Linked DNA regions of Homo sapiens: region 2 is linked to region 1. Evidence: chromatin loops called from intact Hi-C (ENCODE). Cell type or tissue: heart right ventricle. All regions are shown on one strand. Each heading gives the region's core, and the rest is flanking DNA. Links, peaks and the distances in the headings are about the cores only.

Region 1 (9,031 bases), core at 373-8,372:
ATGAACAATAACTGACAGAGTATTTGCTTTTGAGCTTTGGGAGAAACAATGAGGACTTGTTGCAACTCAAGACCCAGTCAGTGACTGGCTGACAACAAATAGGTGATAAGTGTTTTGCTGAACAAAACAGCACCAACTGTTGGCCAGAAAAGCCAGGCACAGTGGACGATGGCAGACAATCCAGTTGTCAGGCAGCTGTAGCACTGGGGTCTGGACAGTCTCAAACTCCAGATATCACTTCAAGCCAACCTGACTTCCTAGACAGCGTTCTGAATTTGGGTCTCAACCTCATATATATGTGAATATTATTTAGCCCTAAAGAGTGAGAGAAATCTTGCCATTTGCCAAAACATGGATGAACCTGGAGGACATTAAGTTAAGTGAAATAAACCAGACATAGAAAGACAAATGCTGCATGATCTCAGTTACTTGAGGAATATAAACAAGTTGAACTCATAACAGAAAATAGAATTGTGGTTGCCAGGGCCCGGGGTGTGGGGAAATGGGGAGATGTTGGTCAAAGGGTATAAATTTTTAATTATGAATAAAGCCTCTCCTTACAGCAGACACTTGTAAACAAAAAGAGAAAAAAAGGTGAGTAAGTTCTGAAGATCTAATGTACAGTATGGTGACTATAGTTAATAAGAATTGTATACTTGAAATTTTCTAAGAGAGTAGATCTTAAGTGTTCTCAACACAAAAAAAGGTGGGTAACTATGTGAGGTGATAGATATGTTAATTCGCGTGATTGTGGTCATCATCTCACAATGTATGTATATATATTATATATATCAAATCATCACATTGTACATCTTAAATATATACAATTTCTATTTGTCAAATATAACTCAATAAAGTGGGGGGGGGGGGAAGAAAAATGAATATCTGATTAGTGCTGTATTCAAAGGAGGGCTTTTCCTTATCATGCAATGGGAAGACTCTAGAAGTTAAGTCTGAAAACAGGGCCTTGATTGTTGGCTCTTACTATGGGTCTAGATGTTTGATCTTAGGCAATCTACTCAGCCACTCTAAACCTCAGTTTTCTCATCTGTAAAATGGGGGTATTAATAGCTACCATCTGAAAAAGTTGCTGAGAGGAACAAAGACAATACACCAATATCAACCATTTATTGGATATGCATTATGTGCCTAGTTCTATGCTCAGCACTTTGGTTTACTCTTTTTTTATTTTTAATTTTTATTTCTTCTAAAAAGAATGAGATACATGTGCAGAACATGCAGGTTTGTTACATAGGTAGACATGTGCCATGGTGGTTTGCTGCACCTATTGACCCATCCTCTAAGTTACCTTCCCTTGCCCCCCAACCCCCAACAGGACCTGGTGTGTGTTTTTCCTCTCTGTATCCATGTGTTCTAATTTTTCAACTCCCACTTATGAGTGAGAACATGTGGTGTTTGGTTTTCTGTTCCTGTGTTAGTTTGCTGAGGATGATAGCTTCCAGCTTCATCCACGTCCCTGCAAAGGACATGATCTCATTCCTTTTTATAGCCACATAGTATTCCATAGTGTGTATGTACCACATTTTCTTTATCCAGTCTATCATTGATGACCATTTGGGTTGGTTCTATGTCTTTGCTATTGTAAATAGTGCTGTAATAAACATATGTGTGCATGTGTCTTTATAGGAGAATGATTTATATTCCTTTGGGTATATATCCAGTAATGGGATTGCTGGGTCAAATGGTATTTCTGGTTCTAGATCCTTGAGGAACCGCCATACTGTCTTCCACAATGGTTGAACTAATTTACATCCCCACCAACAGTGTAAAAGTCTTCCTATTTCTCCACAGCCTCACAACCATCTATTGTTTCCAGACTTTTTAATAATTGCCATTCTGACTGGTGCGAGATGGTATCTCATTGTGGTTTTGATTTACATTTCTCTGATGATCAGTGATGTTTAGCTTTTTTTCATATGATTGTTGGCCATGTAAATGTCTTCTTTTGAGAAGTGTCTGTTCATATCCTTTGCCCACTTTTTGATGTGGTTGTTTTTTTCTTGTAAATTTGTTTAAATTCCTTGTAAATTCTGGATATTAGACCTTTGTCAGATGGATAGATTGCAAAAATCTTCTCCCATTCTGTAGATTGCCTGTTCACTCTGATGCTAGTTTCTTTTGCTGTGCAGAAGCTCTTTAGTTTAATTAGATCCCATTTGTCAATTTTAGCTTATGTTGCAATTGCTTTTGGTGTTTTAGTCATGAAGTCTTTGCCCATGCTTATGTCCTGAATGGTATTGTCTAGATTTTCTTCTAGGGTTTTTATGGTTTTGGGTTTTACATTTAAGTCTTTACTCCATCTTGAGTTAATTTTTGTAAGGTGAAAGGAAGGGGTCCAGTTTCAGTTTTCTGCATATGGCTAGCCAGTTTTCCCAGCACCGTTTACTAAATAGGAGACCCTTTCCCCATTGCTTATTTTTTCAGGTTTGTCGAAGATCAGATGGTTGTAGATGTGTGGTGTTATTTCTGAAGTCTCTGTTCTGTTCCATTGATCTATGTGTCCCTTTATGTTAAAAACTCTCAATAAACTAGGTATTGATGGAACATATCTCAAAATAATAAGAGCTATTTATGACAAACCCACAGCCAATATCATACTGAATGGGCAAAAGTTGGAAGCATTCCCTTTGAAAACTGGTACAAGACAAGGATGCCCTCTCTCACCACTACTTTTCAACATAGTATTGGAAGTTCCGACCAGGGCATCAGGCAAGAGAAAGAAATAAAGCATATTCAAATAAGAAGAGAGGAAGTCAAATTGTCTCTATCTGCAGATGACATGATTTTATATTTAGAAAACCCCATCATCTCCGCCCCAAAACTCCTTAAACTTATAAGCAACTTCAGCAAAGTCTCAGGATACAAAATCAATGTGCAAAAATCACAACCATTTCTTTACACCAACAATAGACAGCAGAGAGCCAAATCATGAATGAACTCCCAGTCACCATTGCTACAAAGAGAATAAAATACCTAGGAATACAGCTAACAAGGGATGTGAAGGACCTTTTCAAGGAGAACTACAAACCACTGCTCAAGGAAATAAGAGAGGATACAAACAAATGGACAAACGTTCCATCCTCATGGGTAGGAAGAATCAATATCGTGAAAATGGTCATACTGCCTAAAGTAATTCATGGATTCAATGCTATACCCATCAAACTACCATTGATATTCTTCCTAGAATTAGAAAAAAATCTACTTTAAATTTCATATGGAACCAACAGAGAGCCTGTATAGTCAAGACAATCCTAAGCAAAAAGAACAAAGCTGGTGACATCACCCTACCTGACTTTAAACTATACTACAAGGCTACAGCAACCAAAACAGCATGGTACTGGTACCAAAACAGACATTTGCTCAGCACTTTGAATCAGAATCTCACATCATCTTCCCAGGACCTCTAAGAAAGAACTGGAGAAGACAGAGCTTAAATGATTTGCCCCAGTCACTTATTGCCTCAGCTAACAGACTGTGGAGCTGGCATTCAAACTCATGTCTGGCTGATTCCAAAGACTATTACAACACTGGAGACTGCAAAGCACTTTAAGATTGTATTTTCACCACTTATGTAGAAATTATAAACTCATTTCAGCCAGTTAAAACGTCCACTCTTGAATTGATCTGATTTGGAGTTAACTTAAACCCAAAATACACAGGATGGATTTTGCCTTTGCTGTGAGTCCAGAACCCCTCTTTGCTCCATCTGAGCAGACTGAGGACCTGTTTTCCTTTCTGTCTGGGCTCTCAATGGATCAAACAGACACCAACCCCTTCTCAAAGCAGGCATAACCTTCTCTGAGGGACCCAGGTCTCCAAATTCCCAGGGTGGTGCCTTATCTTCGACCTCAATTCCTTGTCTTCTCAGCTTTTTAGCAACAGGCACCAACCAGGTGCCTATGGATTTTTTTTCATAGTCTCTCAAAGCTAAGTCCTCAAACCTCAAATATTCACTTGATTTGCCAAACACTTCCCTGAGTTAAGTGTTGTGGAAATTAAGCTTTTCAATATCTTCTCTATATCTCTCTAGCCTATAAAGAGGTCCAGCCACTTCTCTGATACTGGTATTATTTTTCACATTGTATTGCATATTAAGAGCTTGGTACTCCCAGCTCCATACCACTTACCACTTCCAATACATTAATGAGCTTTTTGATAAAATGTACTAAATACTAAACCATGTCAGATGTGGCCATGAGACGACTTTTAGGGTTTTTGGCCATAAGAATACACACATTCTGGCGGAACCAAATCGTTTTTTTAAAAAATATCACGGAGTATGAAAAACCAAGAGCTATAGCCTTTGGCTTGAGGTCCTTTTGGACATTTTTTTTTACTTTCAGAAATCAAAACAGGAATTTATGAACTATTCTTCCATCGGTACAAATCTTAGTGAGCTTCTAGCCACATCCGGACCCTACACATATTTTTTCAAGGCCACAATTTGAGAAGCTGTAGCCTCTGGATAATTGGAATTATGGAATTTTTGAGTTGGAGGTTACCCAAGAAATCATCTAGTACAGGATTCTGAAACTTCTGGTAAGTAAGGATTAACTATTCAATCATGAATGGCACTTTACATACATTAACTTATTTTGTCCTCCCCCAATTCTCATAAAGTACATTCTAGTATTATTCCCATTTTATGGATGAAGAAATGGAGAAACAGAGAATTAAGTTACCTGTCCAAGACTCAACATCAGGTAGTAACACTCCACTTAACCACATCTTTATACTGCATCTTGATCAAGGTAGAAATACAGGCCTCAAGGTGGGATGACTTATCAAGATCACAGAGCTAATAAGAGTTCACCTCTGTCTGAGTCTGCACCTTGCTTTCAGAAAGCTATTGAGGAAGTACTTCATTACTATTTACCCCATACACATGGGGGTGTTGGTGGTGGTGTGAGGTAAGTAGCAGTGAAGCACCTCCTTCCTCTTCTCAACTTCCCATACTCAGAATCTCAGCACTCTGACCTTGAGGGTGCTATGGCTTAGGGGTTGGGGCTGGGGGACAGAGTGAAACCTAAGTCATGGCTCTTGCTCTCAAGGATTTTCTTGCATAACAACTTCTTAAAGTCACAAAATATTCTTGTAGTGATTTCAGAGCATACTTCTTTGAAAAGATTAAAAACCACCAATAACAATTAAAAAAACTCATAAACATCCTAATTGCATAGAATGCATGGATAAGCAGAAGGAAGTAAAACTTATAGTCTCACCACCAAAGCACAACCACTATTGACATTTTGGTATATGTTCTTGTCACTTTAAGACAGTACATATATTGTTAGTTGTGACTATAAACAAAAAGCAATGTTATATCCTGCTTTTCCAGTAAATATTGTCTGCATTATGACCCATTTTGGTAAATATCTTTTTAAAAGTTTGTGTAATACACCGTGATAAGGGATATGCCATAATTTACTTAACTATTCCTTTGTTAGGCATTTGTGCTATTTTCTAAATGTTTCATTATCATAAATAATTGTAAAGAGATTTTATGAATAAAACTTTTATGATATTTAGGTTTACTTCTCTTGGACATATTTTCAACATGAAAATACTGGAATTTCTCTTCACCTGAAACATCACTTTATTAGGAAATTCTCAGTGCTGATGTTAATTCTTAAACTGTTAACTGTCTATATGGAAATAAGCAAGTCATTGTGGGATTTTAAATTCTTCTTAAATGAACTATTTTTTTTCCAAATCATATCAATACTATAGTTCATTCTTTGGTAGAATGACAAATAGAATTACCCTGCCCACTAACAGTACAAGCACATCTGAAAGTCACACAGCATCAGAAAGTGGTTAAGAATAAGAATTCTACCTCTGTGATAGTCCTTTGAAAAACTCATAACTTCAGTCTAATAATGAGGAAAACATCATATAAACCTAGTTGGGGGACATTCTACAAGATACCTAGCCAGTGCCCTTTAGGACTGTCAAGGTCATGAAAAATAAGGAAAGATTGAGACACTGTCATAACCCAGAGGGGATGAGGAGACATGGCAGCCAAATGTAATGTGGTACCTTGGATTGGATCCTAGAACAGAAAAGAGGCACCAATAGAAAAACTGGTGAAATCCAAAGAAAGTCTGGAGTTTAGTTCATAGTCATGTACCAATATTAATTTCTTAGTTTTGATAAATGTTAAATGATAAAACCATGGAAATGTTAACAATGTGGGAAAACTGGGTAAGGGGTATACATGAACTCTTGTACTACCTTTGCAACTTTTCTGTACATCTAAAATACTCCAAGATAGTAGTTTTTTTTTTTTTTTTTTTTTTTTTTTTTTTTTAAAGATGAAGAACAAGCGATCTGGAGCCAGTATGATTTGGTTTTCAGTTCTGGGTCTGGCATTTATTACTGCTGAGTGGCCTTGGACAAATTATTTCCTTGAGCTTTAGTTCATCTAGTATATACATAAAAAATTACCTACTACAGGGGATTGTAGGTTTTGAAAATAATAATGCAGTTAAAGCACTGAGCATTATTCCTGGCACAAGGTAAGCACTCAACAAATGTAAGCCATATGTTTATTTTGTTTAGTTTGAAGGTTCTTCTTTCCAATTCTTAGTTTCCTCTAAGGTAACTAAGTCTCGTTTAAAAGTTAAACTCAATATAAAGAAGACAAACTGTTGCATGAATCTGGAAATGATAACTGATGTGGGCTTTGGGGTCATTGCTATTGTTTTCTATGTAGTTATTTTAGGTCATTTCCTAAAGGTAGGTGTACTGAGAAGATTCAAGATTTTGAAGAGACTCTACATTTTAGCACTGATTGCCCAAAATAACCAACTTACAAATGCCCATTGTAAGACATGGGAATTTTTTCATTTGAGCTGCTTAGAAAAACAATCTTGTAGAGAATTGAAAATGGTCTGTGCTTGGCCTCTACCCAAAGGCAAATTATTTTAGTATGAAAGTCTAAGGAAAATAATTTAACCACAAGCTATGTGAAGAGGAAAGGAAAAATAACCAAAGGATAAAGAAAAATATACTTTGGCTCTTTCATATATAAAATTTCTTTTTTGGGTGCTAAACTGCAGCACAGATGTGAAACCTGATCTACAAGTTAGGGTCTAAATGACAAAGGAAAAATAAATAATCCAAAAATCTAAAAAATATTCTGAGATGACATTAAACTGCAGTCAAAGACTATAAATGAGCATGGCCAGAAACCATTATTCAATATCGGACCTGGAGTCTAGGACCTGAGTTCAAATTCACAAGATGTAGGATCATGGCTGGGCACAGTGGCTCATGCCATCGCTCTGGGAGGCCAAGTTGGGCAGATTGCCTGAGTCCAGGAGTTCCAGACCAGCCTGGGCAACATAGCAAAACCCCATCTGTACTAAAAATACAAAAAATTTGCTGGGCATGGTGGCACGCACCTATAACCCCAGCTACTTGGGAGGCTGAGGTGAGAGAATAACCTGAGCCTGGGAGGTGGAGGCTGCAGTGAGCTGAGATTGCGCCACTGCACCCCTGCCTGGGCGACAGAGCAAGGCTCTGTCTCAAAAAAAAAAAAAAAAAAAAAAAAAAAAAAGTAGGATCATAAACTACCTAACATAAATCACCTAGCTTCAGTTTTCTTACTCCAAAAATTGTGGTAATATTCACATCAAAAATTCTTATAGAGCTAATACAAGGATTAAATGAGATAATGTCTGTGAAAAACGCCTTCCACAGAGGTCACATTTAGGAAGCAATGAAGAAATATTAGCTAAGTCTAAATCTAAACATACACAGCCTTGAAGCTGGTCACAATTGTTTCTGATATAATTTGGATATTTGTCCCTGCCCAAATCTCATGTTGAACTGCAATCCTCAATGTTGGAGGTGGGGCCTGGTGCCAGGTGTTTAGCTTATGGGGGCAGATCCCTCATGGTTTGGTGCTGTCCTCATGATAGTAAATGAGTTCTCATGAGATCTGGTCTTTTTTTTTTTTTTTTGAGACGGAGTCTCACTCTGTCACCCAGGCTGGAGTGCAATGGCGTGATCTCGGCTCACTGCAACCTCCACCTCCTGGGTTCAAGCGATTATCCTACCTCCCGAGTAGCTGGGATTACAGGCACATGCCACCACACCTAGCTAATTTTTGTATTTTTAGTAGACGGGGGTTTCACCACTTTGGTCAGGCTCGTCTCAAACTCCTGACCTCGTGATCCACCCGCCTTGGCCTCCCGAAGTGCTGGGATTACAGGCATAAGCCACCGTGCCTGGCCAAGATCTGGTCATTTCTAAGTGTGTGGCACCTTCTTCCCCCCAACCCGCCATTGCTCTTGCTTATGCCATGTTATGTGTAAGCTCCCACTTTGCCTTCCACCATGAGTAAAAGCTCCCTGAGGCCTCCCCAGAAGCAGATGTCAGCACTATGCTTCCTGTACAGCTTACAGAACCATGAGCCAATTAAACCTCTTTTCTCATAAATTACCCAGTCTCAGGTATTTCTTTATAGCAGTGCAAGAACAGCCTAATAAAGTTTCTAAAGTTAAATATGCAATCTTGTTGGTGAAAAATACTATTAATGTGAGAAATTATAGAATACTGAAATCGTATAATAAAGTATTAAATTGAGGGTTAAAAATATGGTACTAATTAACTTCAGTTTTCTTCTGGCTGCCAAATTTGATCTTACTTGTTGATAATGGTTTGGCTGTGTCCCCACCCAAATCTCATCTTGAATTGTAGCTCCCATAATTCCCACATGTTGTGGGAGGCACCTGGTGGGAGATAATTGAATCACAGGAGGGGTTTCCCCCATACTGTTCTAGTGGTGGTGAATAAGTCTCATGAGATCTGATGGTTTTATAAGGGGAAACCCCTTTTGCTTGGTTCTCATTCTTTCTTGTCCTCTGCCATGTAAGACGTGCTTCTACCTTCTGCCATGACTGTGAGACTTCCCCAGCCACGTGGAACTGTGAGTCCATTAAGCCTCCTTTTCTTTATAAATTACCTCGTCTGGGGTATGTCTTTATCAGGTACATGAAAACAG
Region 2 (9,031 bases), core at 703-8,702, 170 kb before region 1:
CAGTCTCATAGGGAGCTCTGAGGATGGGATGGCTATTTAGAGATGTTCTCAATTGAGGCTAGGAATCTGGCCTTTGGGCCCTTGAATCAACCAGTCATTGCCTGTAGGCTTCCCTTGGGGATGATGGCATAATCTTGGGTGAAGCATTCACCTTCAGTCGAGGGCAATTCCTAGAGAGCGATGCAGCTGGTGGCCCTCAGCTGACAATGGCATCTGGAGGAATGAGTGTTTCAGACCCAAGGCAGGATCTAGGTGGTGCAACCACAGCATCCACTCTCTTAAATGACACTTGCTGAATACTGGGGCTATGTATGGGAGGCTGGGGAGTTAGAGTGAAGACTTACAAGGCAAGGGAACTCTCCCTTAATCTAATAGTGCTTAGGAGACAAAGTTCTCCACATTCTTACCAACAGATCTTTTTTTTTTATTATAGCCATTCTGGTGAGTGTTGTTATGCCATTGTGGTTTTAATTTTCTTATTACTAATAATGTTAAACATTTTTCATGTGCTTGTTAGCCATTCACCTATCTTTTTGGATAAAATGCTGATTTAAATATTTTTCTCATTTTAAAATTTGAATTGTCATCTTCTTATTAAGTTGAAGTAGTTCTTTATATATTCCGGATCCAGTGTCTTCGTCAGATATATGATTTGCAATTATTTTCTCCCAGTCTGCTGCTTGTCTTTTTCCCTCCCAAAAAAAAGTGTTTCAAAGTGCAAAATTTTAAATTTTGATGAAGTACAATTTATTTCTTTTATGAATCATGCTTTTAAAGTTGTATCTCAGAACTCTCCTCAACCTAAGTCATAAAGATATTCTGCTATATTTTATCTTAGAAATTTTACAGTTTTAGCTCTCACATTTAGGTCTGTGATCCATTTCAGGTTGATTTTTGTTTGGTTTGAGATGTGTAAAGGTTAATTTTTGTGTTTAGTGTGAGGTGTCTAAGTTAACTTTTTTTTGCATGTGGATATTCAATTGTTTCAGCACAATTTGTTCAAAAGACTCTCTTTCCCCCAATGAATTACCTTAGTAATTTTGATTAAATTAGTAAATTTGATTAAAATTGATGATCAATTTGCCATAAAGGTAAAAACTTATTTGTGAACTCTCAGTTCTGCTTCATTTATTTATATGACCACACAGTCCTTTTTTGGTATAAATTTAAGGTGTACAAGTGCAGTTTTGTTACATGGATATGTTGCATAGTGGTGAAGTATGGACTTTTAGTGTAATCATTACCAAAATACTGCACATTATACCCATTAAGTAAATTCTTATCCCTCACTCTTCTTCCACTCTCCCACCCTTCCAGGTCTCCAGTGAGATTCCACATTCTTTGTTCATGTGTACACATTATTTAGTTCCCACTTATGAGAACATATGGCATTTCACTTTCTGAATTATTTCACTTAAGGGCCTCCAGTTCTATTTATGTTGCTGCAAAACACATGATTTTATTCCTTTTATGGCTGAATAGTATTCCATTGCACATATATATTCATTTTCTTATCCATTTTCTTTATCCAGCCATCGACTGATGGAAACTTAGATTAATTTCATGTCTTTGCTATTGGACCACACAGCCTTGATCATTGTATATTTATAGTAGGTTCTTGACATTGAATAGGGCACTTTGTTCTTCTTTATAATTTTTTTGACTCTTTGAGATCCTTTACATTACCATAAACATTTTAGAATCAGCCTGTAAGTTTCCACCAAAAAACCCTACAATGGTTTTGATAGGTATAGTGTTCACTTTATAGATTTGAATATAATTGCAATTTTGACAATATTGAGTCTTCAAATCCATGAACAAAGAATCTCTCTCAATTTATTTAGATCTTTAATTTCTATCAGCAATGTTTTGTAGTTTTTGGTATACTATACTTGCACTTCTAAAATTTATTTCTAAGTATCTTTTCTTTTTGATGCAGTTGTAAATGAAATTGTTTTCTTAATTTTATTTTTAGATCATTTGCTGCCAGCATATAGAAATAATGTTGACCTTGTATTTGGTGACCTTTCAAAACTAATTTATTAGTTCCAGTAGACAGAGAGAGAGAGAGAGGAGAGAGAGAATGAATGAATGAATGAATGTGTATGTGTTCTTTAGTGTTTTTTACATGCAGGATTAGGTCATCTGTGAATCAAGGCAGTATTACTCTTTCTTTCCAATCTTGACACCTTTAGCTTCTCTTTCTTGCTTCATTGCACTGGCTAAACACCCTCCGTGTTGACTAGAAGTGGTAAAAACAACGTCCTTGCCTTGTTCCAGATCTTAGGGAGAAAGTATTCATTCTTTTACCATTAAATATGATGTTATCTTTGGCTCTTTATAGATGTCCTTCGTTAGGTTGAAGATGTTCTTTTCTATTTCTACTTTGTTTAGGGTTTTTTCATAAATGGGCGTTGGTTTTTTTCAAATGCTTTCTTCGTATCTATTGGCATGATCATATGATTTTTTTGTCTTTCATTCTATTAATGTAATTGAACAACCATATTGAACAATTTTTGAATGTTAAAAAACTACGTTTCTGAGGATAAAGCCCACTTGTTTGTTGTATGTAATTTTTAAATTTCATGTTGCTGAATTTGGTTTGCTAATATTTTGTTTAGGATTTTTTCATCTATATTCATGAAGGATATTGGCCTGTACTTTTCTTGTGATATGTTTATCTGGCTTTGATATGGCAATACTAGTATCATAGAATGATTTGGGAAGTGTTCCCTCCCCTATTTTCTGAAAGAGTTTCTGCATAATTGGTGTTATTACTTAAGTATTTGATAAATTCCAACCAATGAAGCCACCTGGACCTGGTTTTTCTTGGGGGAAAGATTTTTTAATTACTAATTTCTTTACTTATTATAGGTATATTGATTTGTGCTCTAATCTTTGCTTGCTTTGAATTTTGTTTGCTTTCCCCCACCCCCATTTTCTTAAGGAGGAAGTTTAAATTATTGACTTGAGACTTTTTTTCTTTCCTTTCTCTCTTTCTTTCTCTTCTGATATAGGAATTTGCATTAGTCAGGGTACTCCAGAGAAACAGAACCAATAAGATCTTTCTCTCTCTCTCTCTGTTGATTTATTATAAGGAACTGGCTTGGCTCACATGATTATGGAAGCTGTCAAATTCTAAGATCTACAGGGTGAGTCAGCAAGCTGGAGATCTAGGAGAGATGATGGTATAGTTCCTGTCTAAAGGCAGGAAAAAGCCAATATCCCAGTTAGAAAGGCATCAGGTAGGAGTAAGTCTCTCTTACTCAAGGGAGGGCGAATCCATTTTTTCTATTCAGGCCTTCAACTAATTGGATGAAGGCAATTAGTGGAGGGCAATCTACTTTACTTAGTTTAATGATTTAAATGTTACTCTCATCCAAAGATACCCTCACAGCAACACCCAGAATAACATTTGATCAAATTTCTGGGCACCCTGTGGTGCCGTAAAATTAACCGTGACAACATTTAAAGCTATAAAGTTTCTCTCTAAACACTGCTTTAGCTACATCTTATTAATTTTGATATGATTTTAAAAATTCAGTTCAACATATATAACTTGGCTTGTGATTTCTTCTTTGATCTATGGGTTATTTTGAAATGTACTGTTTTCCAATATTTTGGAATTTCCCATAGTTTTCTGTTTATTGATTTCTAATTTAGTTATTAATTCTGTTACTCTATAGAGCCAATTGCATTTGAATTCCAAGGATGAATGCCGTTTCCAGGCAGAAAGCTAGAGTGAACTAAAATTTAATCAGTAAAGAGAAAAAAAGGGAAGGGAAGGACTTCCCAGAAGGAGAGACCAAGCATGGATAGTATCAGCACAGGCTTGAAAGCACATGTGCTTAGGGCTGGCAAGATGTTCAGTGTGGCTGGAACAAAGGAAGTGTAATTTGTGTCTTCTTTGTTTTTGTCTTGGTTAGTATAGCTAAAGTTTGTTAATTTATTTGATCTTTTCAAAGAACCTATTTTGCTTTCATTTGTTTTCTCTACTATTGTTTTTCTTTTCTACTATATTGATTATAAAGGATATGTAGCAGCGATACAGAGGAAATTGTGGGACATGATGTAAAAAGGTAGTGTCAAAAACTCCATGGTGTTCAGATTCCAGCTTCACTCTTCAAACTCTCTTCTGAATAGTTTTTCATTCTCTATGATCCCAAGGATCATAGAGGAGGGATGTTTTCTCAGGATATTCTTGGCTGAGCACCAGCACCAAGGAAGCAGTTCTTGGAAGAATAAGACCTGAGCAAGAAGTGAGTGGTATCTCTGCTAATTACTCTTCTAGAAGTCTAATAGTCCATCTAGCCTGTCCTTGAGAGTTGGTCATATAGGACCTATTCGTTGCTGGCAGTGGAGATCCTGAGGCTGAGGTAGCAGCAGGAGTAGGACCCTAAGCATGATTTATTGATTCCTTGATTATACAATGAAATTAGAGGCAGGAAGCTGCCATCTCCACATGTCTTAACATCTTAGCAGTATCTAATTTCAGGGGGCTGCAAGCTCTCTCCTGCCCCCACCCCTATGATATGGGCTCTGCTGAACATGAGAGAGATGAAGGCTAGCACTGAACTTGGTCTAAGAAACACCCAGGATGGACTGATATTACTCACTAAGAAAACTGCTTTGTGTTGCTCAACTACTTCAGAGAGTGAAGGATGGAAGCCAGAGTGTGTTCCAGAGCCAGGAAAATGAAATCAAGTCTTCCCTAGATCTCCCTATGGTGCTGTTCCTCTCACTGCCTCTCTTCCTCCTCACTGCTTGGCAGGCTGACCCTCCCCACCCACATTTCTCTGGTTTTCCTTTTAGAAAAAAGAATGTCTAAGACTCAACAACCCACAGGGCAGTGACCTGAATAGTTAGCGAGCTGCCGTTAGCCACTCAGCCTTCACACACTGCCGAGACTTGAAGGGTGTGTATGGCTGACATGGACTAAACTCCCTGATGGGTGGGCTGTGCTTTCTGGCTAGTGGCTGTGCTCACATTCTTCATCTCCCCATGACTCCCACCCATCTTTTCCTCTTGGGACTCAGTGTAAACACTGCTCTCCCTGAAGCCTTCTCTTACATTTCCATAGGAAGTATCCTCTCCCTTTTCTGACTGCCCTCAGTTTTTATCTGTTCTTTCATGAACTTACCACTTTCTCCCTTATGGCAAAATGAATTGTGTCCAATCTCCTCCACTAGATCCCGAGCTCTGTAAAGGCAGGATTCTAGATGAGATTCTGCATTTCCCACAAGGCCTGGCCAGTAGTTGGTGATTAATGGTTGAAGAAATGCTTAGGAAGGAACTCAGAGGAGGGTTCAGAAAAGTGAACTCCCAGGGCCTTCAGAGACAAGGCTTTTATTCACTGTATGCCTTGGCATCTCCTCTCACACCAGAAAGTTTAAAAGAAAAAACACAGCGACAAGGATTCACTTGGGCCATTTTGGAACCCATTTATATTGTGGGTGTTACTCTGGGCTTCATCTAGCCCCATACTAGCCTCTGAGACTGCCTCAGACCGTCTGAACATTCATGGCTTCCTTGGGCCAAGTGTAGCTGTCCAGTGTAAAGGAGTCATAGTCTGGAGTGTAGACCAGGGATCTTACAAAAGCCTCCTTGTCCTTAGGCTCTGGGTAGTAGGAAGCCAGGTTGTGTTTGTACGCGTAGTCGAGAACCTAGAGAAAAACATGTTTGGCTAAGGAACCGGATCTAAGGGGAAACCTGCTTAAGGATCCTTGCTTGGGAGCATGGGGGAGGGGAATACACCTTAAGGAACCAGACTTGTTTCTTTCATGAGTATGGCTCATGAAACAACTGGATAGGAAGGATTTTAAGCTTTCTTTCTGGACAGGCAGCTTTAACATAGTGGAATAAATACTGAGCCAGGGTCAAGAGGCTTCAGCATAAATTCTGCCTGCTTCCAAAGGCCTGTGGGTCCTCAGAGCTGATATTATCCTTGCTGAGCCTCAGTTTCCTCATCTGTAAAATGGGAGTAAAGAGACCTTTCTCTGGAGCAGTGTTAAGATAAAATTAGACAAGAGGCAAATGTGTCCAGAACCTGATTTTTTTTCCACTTGAATATGGGTTAAATTGGATGAACAGCCTGGACACTGTTCTCTGGGTATTAGATTTGGCTTCACGAGAATGTGAATCTAAATATCGCCCAAAGGAAGAAACTGACGGGGTGAAGCTGGACCCTGAGCTGGACTGTTAATCTTGAGGCTTGATTCTGGATTCTGTACCAGACAACTCATGGGTGTGTGTGCTGTTGTACGATGCATTTTCTGAAATTATTTTTAAAACTTATAGAAAATGTAAAACATGCATACTAATAGAAATAATAGTATGATAAACTGTCATGTATCTATTATCCAGCTTTAACAATTATCAATGTTGGGCCAGTCCTTATTGCACCATGTTCTGATTCTTTGAAAACCCATCATCTCTGCACAGTCTTATAGTCTGGAATATTCCATGAAGCTGATCACCCCATAGCCAGCCATTCTGAGAAAAAGGGGAAGAAAGAGATTTACCCTGGCTGAGAGAGCACTGGGTATGGAGCTTTTTCACTGTTCTCTGCCAATCTCCAGAATTCTGAGAGTGAGGAACTACTGGCCCTTTGAAGAAGGAGGAAACTGAGGCTCAGGGAAGTGAAGTGATTGGGCCAATATTATACCATTGCTGATTGGGAGAGCTGGGACCCCAAAGCCTGAGCTTTTTCCGTGATGCTATGCAAGCTGACCTTTCTTATAAATGGGCGCTTATGAGTCATTTCTAAAAAATTCCCATATTCTGGTCCACAGACATTGATGACCTTTCTGCTTGGTGTATTAGGGGAAATCCAGGAGCTTTCCCAGAACTGGCCTGGGTGGGTGTTTGGGGTGGAGCTCAAGCTGCAAACAAGAGTTTGTCACCCAGCCTCTGGGTTACAGGTAGTGCAGCTCAAGGAGATCCAGTGTCTCCACAGTTTCCATCCCCTTAACCCTCCTAAAGTCACAGACAGAGAAAGTGGTTGAGCCTCACTACCCATATTACAGGGGTAGGATGCCCCTTACTTTGATGGCAATTCTCAAAGACACGTCTCGGATGGTGCTGAGTGGTGGGTAGAGTCTCCCCTGGGACAGATGCTGCTCAGAGACTTCCTGGGCAATTTGCTGGGGAGAAGGAGAGAACCGAGAGGAATAAGCTGAGTCTCTGCCTTCCCAAAACAAGCCCAACCCGTTACCCCAGAGACTCACCCCACCCTGCATAGTTGGTCAAACACTGCAGTTCCAACTGTTGACTCTGTTACCAGGGAAGCTTAATGCTTGGGCGTAAGAGAGGACACATCCTTTCTGTACTATAAGACTGGCTGAGGCTTAAAACAACATTAAGTGTCTCTGAATTCCAAAGGAAAATCACTAAAGCCAAGATGAATAAATCTGTGGCCTGCAAAGCAAAGGCTATGAGATCTCCTCTTGGCTGGTCCAGCCTGTTGCATAGGGATCCCTGGGTCCCTCACTTCCTGGGTCCCAGCCTCCTTCCACGTGCTTGGTACCATCTTGAGTGACCATCTAGGCTATGTTATGTCTTTGTGTTCAGTCTCCTGGAGCTCTTCCTTCCAGCCCTGGTCTCAGTCTGAGGAAGGCCTCTCCTCCAGTGAGTGATTGAGTCTTACACCTTATTGGAATAAATGTCCTAAGCACATCATCCTGAGAACAGAGCCTCCCGTAGCTTCCCTTCCAGGTTCAGAGCTTGCCTCTGAGGGTTAAGCCTCATCTGCCACAGGGCCTGATCCTCCAGGCTCAGATGCTGGAGTTTGTTCAGCCTTGCAAATCAGCCTCTTTAATGTGGTGGTTCTGAATCTACTCCCACTGAGGCTTCTGGTGTTAAATTTAGACTTGGGAAATGCCACTGGTGCTCTCTGAGAACTGTGTGTCTCAGAAGTGACAAGGCTAAGAAGTTGGTCTCCCCTCAATGTTTTCAGATATTAGGGAAGTGGGCCTCCCTCTCTACCTCCTTCTCACACTTCCATCTTTCTTTTCCATTCATTCAGTCATACATTCACTGTGCTCTACTATATCTTTCAAAACAGAGAGAAGGCCAAGTCTGTCTCCTAATTTCAGACCTTTATATGGCTCCTTCAAACTCCTTCCCATGGTGTCCATACAAGGCACTTCATCACTGGGCCCTCCTTTCCTCTTCAGCCTCACTTTTAGTGTCTAGACTCTGTGCTAGGTGCTGAGGAGCCATATAAGGAAGGATTCTATGGTGGAGAAGCCATAGTCTTTTCTCTTATGGAGACTGGTGTCAGTGGACAAGTAACAAATGATTATAGCAATTATAGTGGGTGAGTGCAATGAGAGGGGACATACAGGCATGGAGGATGGCAGGATCCTGTCTACCATGTATAGGAAAGGCTTCTCAGAAGTGTCACAGGCTGATACCTGAAGGACAAAGCATGAATTAGGGGAGAGAGAATGGCCCATGCAAATGCTGGGAGGTGAGAGAGAGCATGGACAAGAGATTGAAAACAGCACATTGGTTAGGTCGATGTTAGGGAGACACCAAAAGTGAGGTTGGAGAGGAAAGGAGGGCCTGGTGATGAAGTGCCTTGTATGGAAATCATGGGAAGGAGTTTGGACTTTATCCTGTATGCACCAAGGAGCCATACGAAGGTCTGAAATTAGGGGAGAGACTTGACCTGACCTATGTTTTGAAGGATTCTCTTTGTGAAGGTATAGAAGATGGATTGATAAGAGAGAAGCAAGATTTCCATGGCTAGATATGCATCTAGAAAAGTTATCCTGAGAAGAGATATATCATGGTATGTGTGATCACATCTAAGACGGTAGGCACTGGCAATGCTCTTCAGCAGGGAGTCAAGTTGTCTGGAGCCATCCTGGGCTCACAAGACCAGCGATCTTGAGCAAGTGACTTAAACTCACATATGAGTAAGAATTTTACCTATTTTACAGAGTTGTTACAATGAAAGGAGGTGGTGAATGCACATCTCCTTAAAGTCTATATTAATTTTCCATGGGAAAATCAAATTCAACTTAAA

What was found. Peaks named below come from ENCODE experiments on the same cell type or tissue, not always from the same donor. Only the 100,000 strongest peaks of a DNase experiment are listed, where the experiment ranks them.
Region 2: it touches region 1 in a loop (2.8-fold over the local background); 77 of 110 quality-filtered maps call a loop at or near these places.

What each region holds. Positions count from the first base shown.
Region 1 is chr11:86,610,748-86,619,778 of GRCh38, forward strand. All of the region lies in intron 2 of ME3 (malic enzyme 3), which reads right to left. Among named protein-coding and RNA genes, the nearest start is that of ME3, 57 kb to the right of the region's middle. In heart right ventricle, for the core only: no CTCF peak of the experiment used is centred there; no DNase peak of the experiment used is centred there.
Region 2 is chr11:86,435,778-86,444,808 of GRCh38, forward strand. It overlaps ME3 (malic enzyme 3), which reads right to left. Exons shown (of 15, transcript NM_001161586.3): 14 at 7,044-7,142; 15 at 5,331-5,663. The coding sequence ends at 5,502. Among named protein-coding and RNA genes, the nearest start is that of CCDC81, 65 kb to the left of the region's middle. RefSeq lists an enhancer at 6,231-7,430. In heart right ventricle, for the core only: no CTCF peak of the experiment used is centred there; a DNase peak (open chromatin) is centred at 4,884; H3K27ac peaks cover 4,051 bases.